3 separate regions of the Homo sapiens genome follow, and regions 1 and 2 are each linked to region 3. The links are chromatin contacts, found by Hi-C in ENCODE. All regions are on one chromosome and are shown on one strand. The core of a region is the stretch at or near the end of the contact, and the rest is flanking DNA. Distances in the headings are between cores, read along the strand shown.

Region 1 (2,744 bases), core at 166-2,665, 460 kb before region 3:
AATATCTATGTATTTTTCAGACATGAGCCAAAGTATTGAAGTGCTTCATACTTAATTGTTCTTCAAAGTGTTCAATCTTTAACCAAAATATTTCTCAAGAAGTATTTCATGGATATACTTGTTATTTATTTTTGTTCTCTGAAAGAAATGCCTCCTGATGTTAAAAATCATTTTGCTAATATCTCAGTCTTATTCCTTTTTAGAGTCCTCTACACTCTATCAATATAGAACTAGCTACAGTTACCAGAAAGTGCTATATTGTTTTGTGCCTCTGGATCTTTGAATATGCTAGACTCCCAGCTGGGAATGCACTTCCTTGCATGAAAAATGACCACACAATATTCTTTACCACAGTTCAAGAATCAACTCCTTTGATCAGCTCTTTTACGCTAATTAGAATGCCCGTTTCCCCACTTGAGGCCCAATGTATTCTATATAAATTCCTATTGTTGTAATTCTCACATAATATTCATAATTATTTGTCCAGTTTTCTTTTCCCATCTTGTGATTTCCCATAAAATCATAAGATTTTATGAACTTATTGAGGACAGAGATTATGTCTTATTTGTGGTTATATCCTCAGGGCACAAAAAAGAGAAACTCAATATATGTTCAGTAAATTCATTGAATGAATAAATGAATCAATGAACAAACAAGCAAATGCCATATGCATGCATATATTCAACTCCTAGGAACACATTTTACTGGTATTTTATATCTTATATTTATTTATAATATATAAATATTTTATATATTATATATAAATAAATACAAATATTTATTTATATATAATATATAATATAATATATTTATTTATATATAATATATAATTTATAATTATATAAATATATAATATATTTATATATAATATATAATTTTATTATATATTAATTATATATATAATAAATATATATAATATATAATTTTATTATATATTAATTATATATATAATAAATATATATAATATATAATAATATTATATACATTATATATAAATATAAATATTTATATAATATATAATATAATATATTTATTTATATATAAATATATAATATATAATTATATAAATATATAATATATTTATATATAACATATAATATAATATAATAAATATATAAATAAATATAAGATAATAAATATAAGATAAGACCCTTTTCTGAAGATACTTCTAAGAAGTATCAGCAATACATTCTATGGGATGCGTATAATGGTTCCTGGATAATATAAAGAAAGAAGGCTTTCCTTTCTCAAAAAGGCAGTCTGTTATAAAAGTCTTTGTAAGTTGAAAACATTTTTTTTGAAAAGCAGAACCCTGTAGTTAAAGAAAATTCAGCAGCCTAAATTCTTTACTACATGTGTGGGTATAGTGAAAACATTTAGCTATCTGATATTACACTATCGTTGACTTCTCAGTTTTAGTATTCAGAGAATGACCTGAACTTAGCTGTGTTAAGTTGCCTGCTCCACAGGAAACCACCTCTGTAACTGTTGCTTGCTGCTTTCTCTTTAGGCAACACCCAAAGCCACTGTCAGATGTCATGGAGATGAGACCTCACAAGGTAAGTGCAAAGAAAACAGGAACAAATACATTTTCAAACAGAACTTGGTGAAAACATTGGCCCAAGAATGATAGGAAGCACCGCCTTTTGGGGATCCCTATTTGGGCTGTGGAAGGGACATATAGCCCTGTTTTATATGGAATCATATATGGTGTGAGGGAAATGAGTCAGATCCTGGGTTCCCAAGTGGCCTATCTGAGACAGAAGCAGGTTATGTTGTCTAGACAAAAGGAAATGCTTTGTTTTTTGAGGGAATGTTATCAGAATTTTAAAAGCCAAATGATGGCTAGAGAATATAACTAAAATTTTATTGACACTTTGTTTTTTAGAAGGCTTTTTCCCTCTTTCTTTTTGTTTCATTCTAACAGTCTATCTTTTTGCCCAAGATGCAAATTGAAACTTAATTAAATCCATGATTCCAAAGAGATATAGGCCTTATTACACAGCAGGCATTCTCTGGCTTTTCTTCACATCTGGAGTTTTAAACTTTGGGGTATTAATATCATGTCTAAGATTTCTTGTAGTCTTGGTTTGCTAAATAGAGGATACATGGCTATTTTAAATGAGGGTTTCATAATCACCCAAAAATGCTACAAATTTCAACGTGAAATAGCTTTTTCCTACATTGTAAATATTAGATGATTAAGCATTCCTTATGCCTTTTGCATGAAAAGGCAACATAGACTTTATTAGATATCTGCGGTTCTCATTCTTTGAGTATTTGCCTCCCTATTGACCTTCAGGCCTTTTGTGCTTCTTTAAAGCCGTTTCCATCCCCCCTACTTCCTCCTTCACAGAATGTAAGATGTCAGTGGAAGAAGATGAAACCAGAGGTTTTAAGAAAAGATTGGACAATAATAACTAAAACAAGTTCCTTTAGCTTTTATTTTTACCCATTTTATGTATTTTTATTGATATAAATTGCTTTATTATGATTATAGTTGAAAGTCAACATTTTGGCATATTAAAAAGACCATTTCCTTCCAACCTAGAAAATTCTATCTCATGATGATACATGTTAGGCCTCTTAGCAACTTATTCTGTCCTATAGCTGTGTGTGGCCACTGCCAATTTGTAGTCCCCAGTTCTAGTCCTGTCAACTATTTCTCCAGAGGTAACTGGACCAGAGATTATACCAGAATTTTATTTTATTTTTCTCAGATGGAGATTTTTTTTCACTGTGAA
Region 2 (2,700 bases), core at 21-2,520, 420 kb before region 3:
GCTTAAAAATATAGAGTGCTTTCAAATACACTAAAGGTGTGCAAAAAATATTACTACTACATGGTAGAGGAAAACACAACAAAACTTTAAGAAACCTCTTGAGGAACGTCTGGTTTGGCTTCAGTTTATTTAGAAGAATGAAGAGCTCCTAGACAAAATGCTAGCATACATAACACAGAAACAAAATAAACTATAAATACCTTATAAATAAATTATAAACTACCTTGAGGAGACAGATGAAAACAAATTAGAGTTAAAATCTTGGCAAGTGAAGGTAGATATTATGCCACAGAGAAAAATTTGAAGAAACTGTGCTTGTGGAGTTTGATAAGGTTCTTCTCACAAAATATAAACTGTGGTCTTTTAATGAAACAGAAGGTTTTCACATTCTATGGAATAATAGTGATTTTTGATGTCAGCTCTGGAGAAAAAATCCTGGTGATATTTGGAGACCACCTGTTCTGGATAGTTTCCATGGTAAGTCACGAGGTGTACCAAGATTCTTACAACCCATCAACTTCTTCATGCTTTTGTGAATATACTGAGAAGAAATGATACCACTGAGAAAATGATTTAGAATGTATTTCTTATAAATTTTAATTCTAAGGTAGAAACTGAAAAGGTTGGATTTACAGGTGGAATTTAAAAAACAACAACAAAACTCTTTCTGCATTTGTGAATTCTGGCATAGAAAGAAGAATAGGGAAGTGAAACACTGACCTTACAAATAATGTTGAAGAACATAATTTTTTAAAATGCCATTGCTCAGGATGAAAAACACATGGGTTTGACAAGAGGAGGAAACATCTTGTTACAGCATGCAAGTCTGTCAAAATAACCTTAGATTGGTGAAGAGTGTTTAAGAATTGAGAGGGTTTGGGCATAGGGAAAGCAAAAAGAGGAAGATACCAAGAATTTCTCAGGAGGAAAAATAATTAGAAACTATTATTGTACCCTCAGATACCTATGTTCCAATTCCCAAATATAGGGAATGTAGAATTGAAGATACATATATTTGTAGAATGTGGGAGTAAAATCATTTAATAAAGGAAGAAAATATTTCAAAAGGATGCTACCACCTGGCTATCTACAGGATGGCCACTGCCAGCAGCTCCTGTTGCTGCCTACTACTTTGGATCCCAAAGTTTTTGGATGTTAAAATGGGCCAAGCATGAGTTCACCTCTTCATACCCTTTTTAGAGGGTCTAATTTTGATTTCTACCCACATCCTCTGGAACCGTGATGAAGTTAGTTTCATTTCTCAGCCCTAGGTCTGTCATCCCTTTCTTAGGCAGCTTCGGTCTGGGCAAGCTTGATGCTGAGTTGGTCTTATGTTTATGGTTCAGTATTGGGTACGTACGTGTCCTAATACAAACTTAAGGGGGGTTTCCTAACTACTAAGATCATATCCATGATTTTGTGTTGTGTTAAAAACATGAATGTATTTAGTTTACAGTGGAGACCGCCAGATATCTGTCTTTAGGGACAGTTAGTAGCAAACTGCCTGTGGCTAATTGTAGAGAATAGTCTATAGAAGATGTATCTTGGCTTTCCCCAACTGCTGAGGACAGAAGTCCTTTGAACTGTGAAGAAAAGAAAGTAGAATGTGGTGGTGGAGGAGGGAGAGGAGAGGAGAAGGAGGAGGAAGAAGAGGAAGAGTTGTCTCACTTTCTTTACCCCGTTCCACCTCCAACTCCCCACATGTATTAGTATGTTCTCACACTACTAATAAAGACATAACCAAGACTGGGTAATTTATAACAGAAAGATGTTTAATTGATTCACAGCTCCACGTGACTGGGGAGGCCTCACAATCATGGTGGAATGCAAAGGAGGAGCAAATTCATGTCTCACATGGCAGCAGGCAAGAGAGAGTATGTAGGGAACTCTCCTTTATAAAGCCATCAGATCTCATGAGACTTATTCACTATCATGAGAACAGCATGGGAAAGACCCACCTCTATGATCCAATTACCTCCCACTGGGTCTCTCCCATGACATATAGGAATTATGGGAGCTACAATTCAAGATGAGATTTGGGTGGGGACAAAGCCAAACCATATGATTTTGCCTCTGGCCCCTCCCAAATCTCACATCCTCACATTTCAAAACACAACTGTGTCTTCTCGACAGTCCCCTAAAGTCTTAACACATTTCAGCATTAACTCAAAAGTCCACAGTCCAAAGTCTCATCTGAGACAAGGCTAGTCCCTTCTGCCTATGAGCCTGTAGAATCAAAAGCAAGTTAGTTACTTCCCTGATACAATGGGTGTACACACTTTGGGTGAATATACTCATTCCAAATTGGAGAAATTGGCCAAAACAAAGGAGCTACAGGCCCCATGCAAGTCCGAAATCCAACAGGGCAGTCATTACAACTTAAAGTTCCAAAATGATATTCTTTGACTCCATGTCTCATATCCAGGTCACACTGATGCAAGAGGTAGGCACCCAAGGACTTATTCAGCTCTGTCCCTGTGGCTGTACAGGGTACAACTCCCCCTCTAGCTCCGCTTCTTTCACAGGCTGGCAAGGAGTGACTATGGCTTTTCCAGGCACACAGTGCAAGCTGTCAGTGGATCTGCCATTCTGAGGTCTGGAGGATGGTAGCCCTCTTCTCACAGCTTCACTAGGCAGTGCCCCAGTGAGGACTCTGTGTGGGGGCTCTAACCCCAAATTTCCCTTCTCCACTACCCTAGC
Region 3 (2,700 bases), core at 100-2,599:
ATAAAGGAAGTCTAAAATTACAACTATTTCTATTAATTCCTAAAATAAGACAAAAATACTTAATAAAGAACCAGAGTTATCAAAGTTAAGTTTTCTGATAGGTATCTAGATCCCTTAGAAAAAATATTTAGCATGAAAAAACAAGCAACCCCTTATTACTGCCAAGTTTTAAAAACAAAAAAGCAATTCAGTCTCTATCTCATGTCTACTCCTTATATCTACAAACTTAAAGTCAATAGAAAAATCATATTTGAGAACTGGTAAAAAATCTTTTCTAAATTAAAACTCTAAATTAATAGTAGCATTGAAAATAAACACCGACCCTTTTGCTCAGAACTTAAATCAGTTTGCCTTCCAGAAACAAGTCATCAGTGATAAAATCAGACAGTGGACCTGAAAGCAGCAGCCCGTATGACACTAGTTTGTTTTGAAAAGCAAGCCCATTGCCTTATCCTAGACTTGAACTCAGAGTGCTGTCTCTCATCCCCATCGGGGCACAGAGCTTCATCATCTCACAAGAGAAAGGAAAATGCAAAAAAGCAGGTGGCCCAGGGGATGACAACCAGTAAGGAAAGATGAAGCCAAGACAAAATTCACCCTATGAAACTGCCAAATGATGCAGTAAACCTATCTCCCATGAAAGGAACTGTAACAATAAGATGACCTTAGTCACTAGGTTAGGAAGGTAAGAAAAAAAAGCCTTTAGATTGCAAGAAAATTGATAAAAAGGGAACAGCTTAATTTTTTTCATGAGAAAACAGACACACATCCTAACCCTCTTGACTAAACAATTAACATTTTTAGGTGACCTAGAAATAAAGTATAATGTAAGGACTTATGTAAAGTCATTAGGTACAAATAACTCTCTGGAAAACATTTTTAAAATGCTCCAACACAAGGCATCAGGTAGTCATGACCTTGCTCTGCTCTCATCCAATTATGACAAACTGTTTAATATGAAAGCTATATTGAGACACCTAAATCCCCTAAACTCCTTGAAAAAAAAAGATGAATTTCAAAGTGGTAATTATCACTTATTCATAACTTGACAACAGTGTAAGCATCCCCCAAGTAGACAATCCAAGATTAAAATATAGGTATAATTCAACATTAATATGCAACTGACTTGGTTCTCAGTCCTTTGGTAACTTCCCAATTCATACTCTAGAGTACAGACCTTTTTAGCACGCCAGTTTGCAATGAACCAGCAATGTAAAACAGAATGGCCAACTGTTCCTCTGTTGGTAACAAATGTGCTAATATATACTAGTTTAAACTTGATCTATCAGTGAGTCAATGAACCGTGAAGGGTGGGGGTTAATCAGGGTGTTCTCCAAACAAAGGCTCATGAGAGCGGCAGGGACGCCACTCCCAGACTCACATCTGTGCTGTTTTGAGTGCAGCATGATGGAAATGGCATGGTGTTCATCAAAGTTAAGAGCCCAGAACCTTGTCATACTCTTGTGTATATTCACCACTATTTTACACAGAAAAGCAACCAAGTTGTTGCAAAGATAAAACCCAAACACAGGAAATAGAAACCTCAGTTAACCACAAGTCTCAGGAGCTATTAATATTAAACTATGCCCAGTTAATGTGTAACAGTGATGGTAAAAGCCTTTCCTACATAAGATTTGACAACTTTCCAGTAGAGGTCTGAGTTAGAGATATTTTATATTGGCAATTTATATTAAAATGCATCAATTTCACCTTATTATCCACAAAAGCTTATAGATGCAGATCTTTACATACACAGATGAAAATAATTTTAATGCCGTAAGTCAAAGTAAAAACAAAGCCATGTAACTTCTAAATTTACATGCAGCCCAGCAATGTAAACATATCTCTGTTTCTAATAGCTAAAACTGACTGAACAGTAATTAGCAGAATCACCTGCTGCCGGAATAATCACCTCAATACTTCAGAATTTAAATGATAAAAGAGCTAAGACTATTTAAATAGAGAGCAAGAGAACAGCGAAGAAGAAAAATTCAGCCAAATGTGTCATCCATATATCTTTATCATTTTTTATCCTGATATAATGAATTTTTACTCATTTTAGAAGATGCTATAGAGTAGACCTATTTAACTATATCACTTTTCCTAATTAAAAATCCAGACTAAAAAGAGATATACGTAACTGGCTTTAGGAAATTCTTTTTCCCTACTCTACATAGAAGTCAACCACAAAATTAGTTAAAATAATTAGCATTTAAATACAATTAACCTCATAAAAAATCCAATTCAAATGATAGTTGTATATTTAATCCTTCATGAACTAGAAAATTATAAAATTATTAGAGAACACTTTTATGAATATGTTTTACCTTAATGATTTTATCAATTAAAAAGCTTTTTCAAAGTATCCTTTCTGGATCATATGTAAGTAATTAGGTGTGGCTTTTAAGATAAATTTTTAGTTATTTGCAGGGCCTCCAAAAAAAATAATTTTTAGCATTCCAAGAACATATGTTCCATTATAAAGAGTCGTGAAAAGACTTGTGTACTATATGTTGAAGACCAATTAGAGAGTTTAAAATTTTTAATTAAAAATAAACTGTATATTTATCATGTACATCATGTTGTTTTGAAATATATATACATTGTGAAATGGCTAAATTGAGCCAATTTACATATGCATTATCTCACATACTTATCATTTTGTGGTATGAACAGAAAATCTACTCTTAACAATTTTCA

Evidence for each region. A loop is a pair of places that touch in the nucleus more often than their neighbours do. Pooled maps may share reads with other maps.
Region 1: a map with no recorded cell type shows a loop between it and region 3 (8-fold over the local background). The contact joins the promoter of LINC01934 here to the enhancer-like site in region 3. A Hi-C loop is called at or near these places in 4 of 37 single-sample maps with no recorded cell type and 3 of 50 pooled maps.
Region 2: a map with no recorded cell type shows a loop between it and region 3 (7-fold over the local background). The contact joins two enhancer-like sites. A Hi-C loop is called at or near these places in 5 of 37 single-sample maps with no recorded cell type and 4 of 50 pooled maps.

What each region holds. Positions count from the first base shown.
Region 1 is chr2:181,122,422-181,125,165 of GRCh38, forward strand. LINC01934 (long intergenic non-protein coding RNA 1934) reads left to right here and starts at 1,416. Exons shown (of 5, transcript NR_130784.1): 1 at 1,416-1,559. RefSeq lists an enhancer at 1,683-1,782.
Region 2 is chr2:181,164,146-181,166,845 of GRCh38, forward strand. The region is part of intron 1 of LINC01934 (long intergenic non-protein coding RNA 1934); the gene reads left to right. Among named protein-coding and RNA genes, the nearest start is that of LINC01934, 42 kb to the left of the region's middle. Within about 2 kb of position 1,271, at least 4 of the 41 ENCODE cell types and tissues checked have a DNase peak (open chromatin) inside an H3K27ac peak, as active enhancers do.
Region 3 is chr2:181,585,447-181,588,146 of GRCh38, forward strand. The region is part of intron 2 of CERKL (CERK like autophagy regulator); the gene reads right to left. Among named protein-coding and RNA genes, the nearest start is that of CERKL, 70 kb to the right of the region's middle. Within about 2 kb of position 1,350, at least 2 of the 41 ENCODE cell types and tissues checked have a DNase peak (open chromatin) inside an H3K27ac peak, as active enhancers do.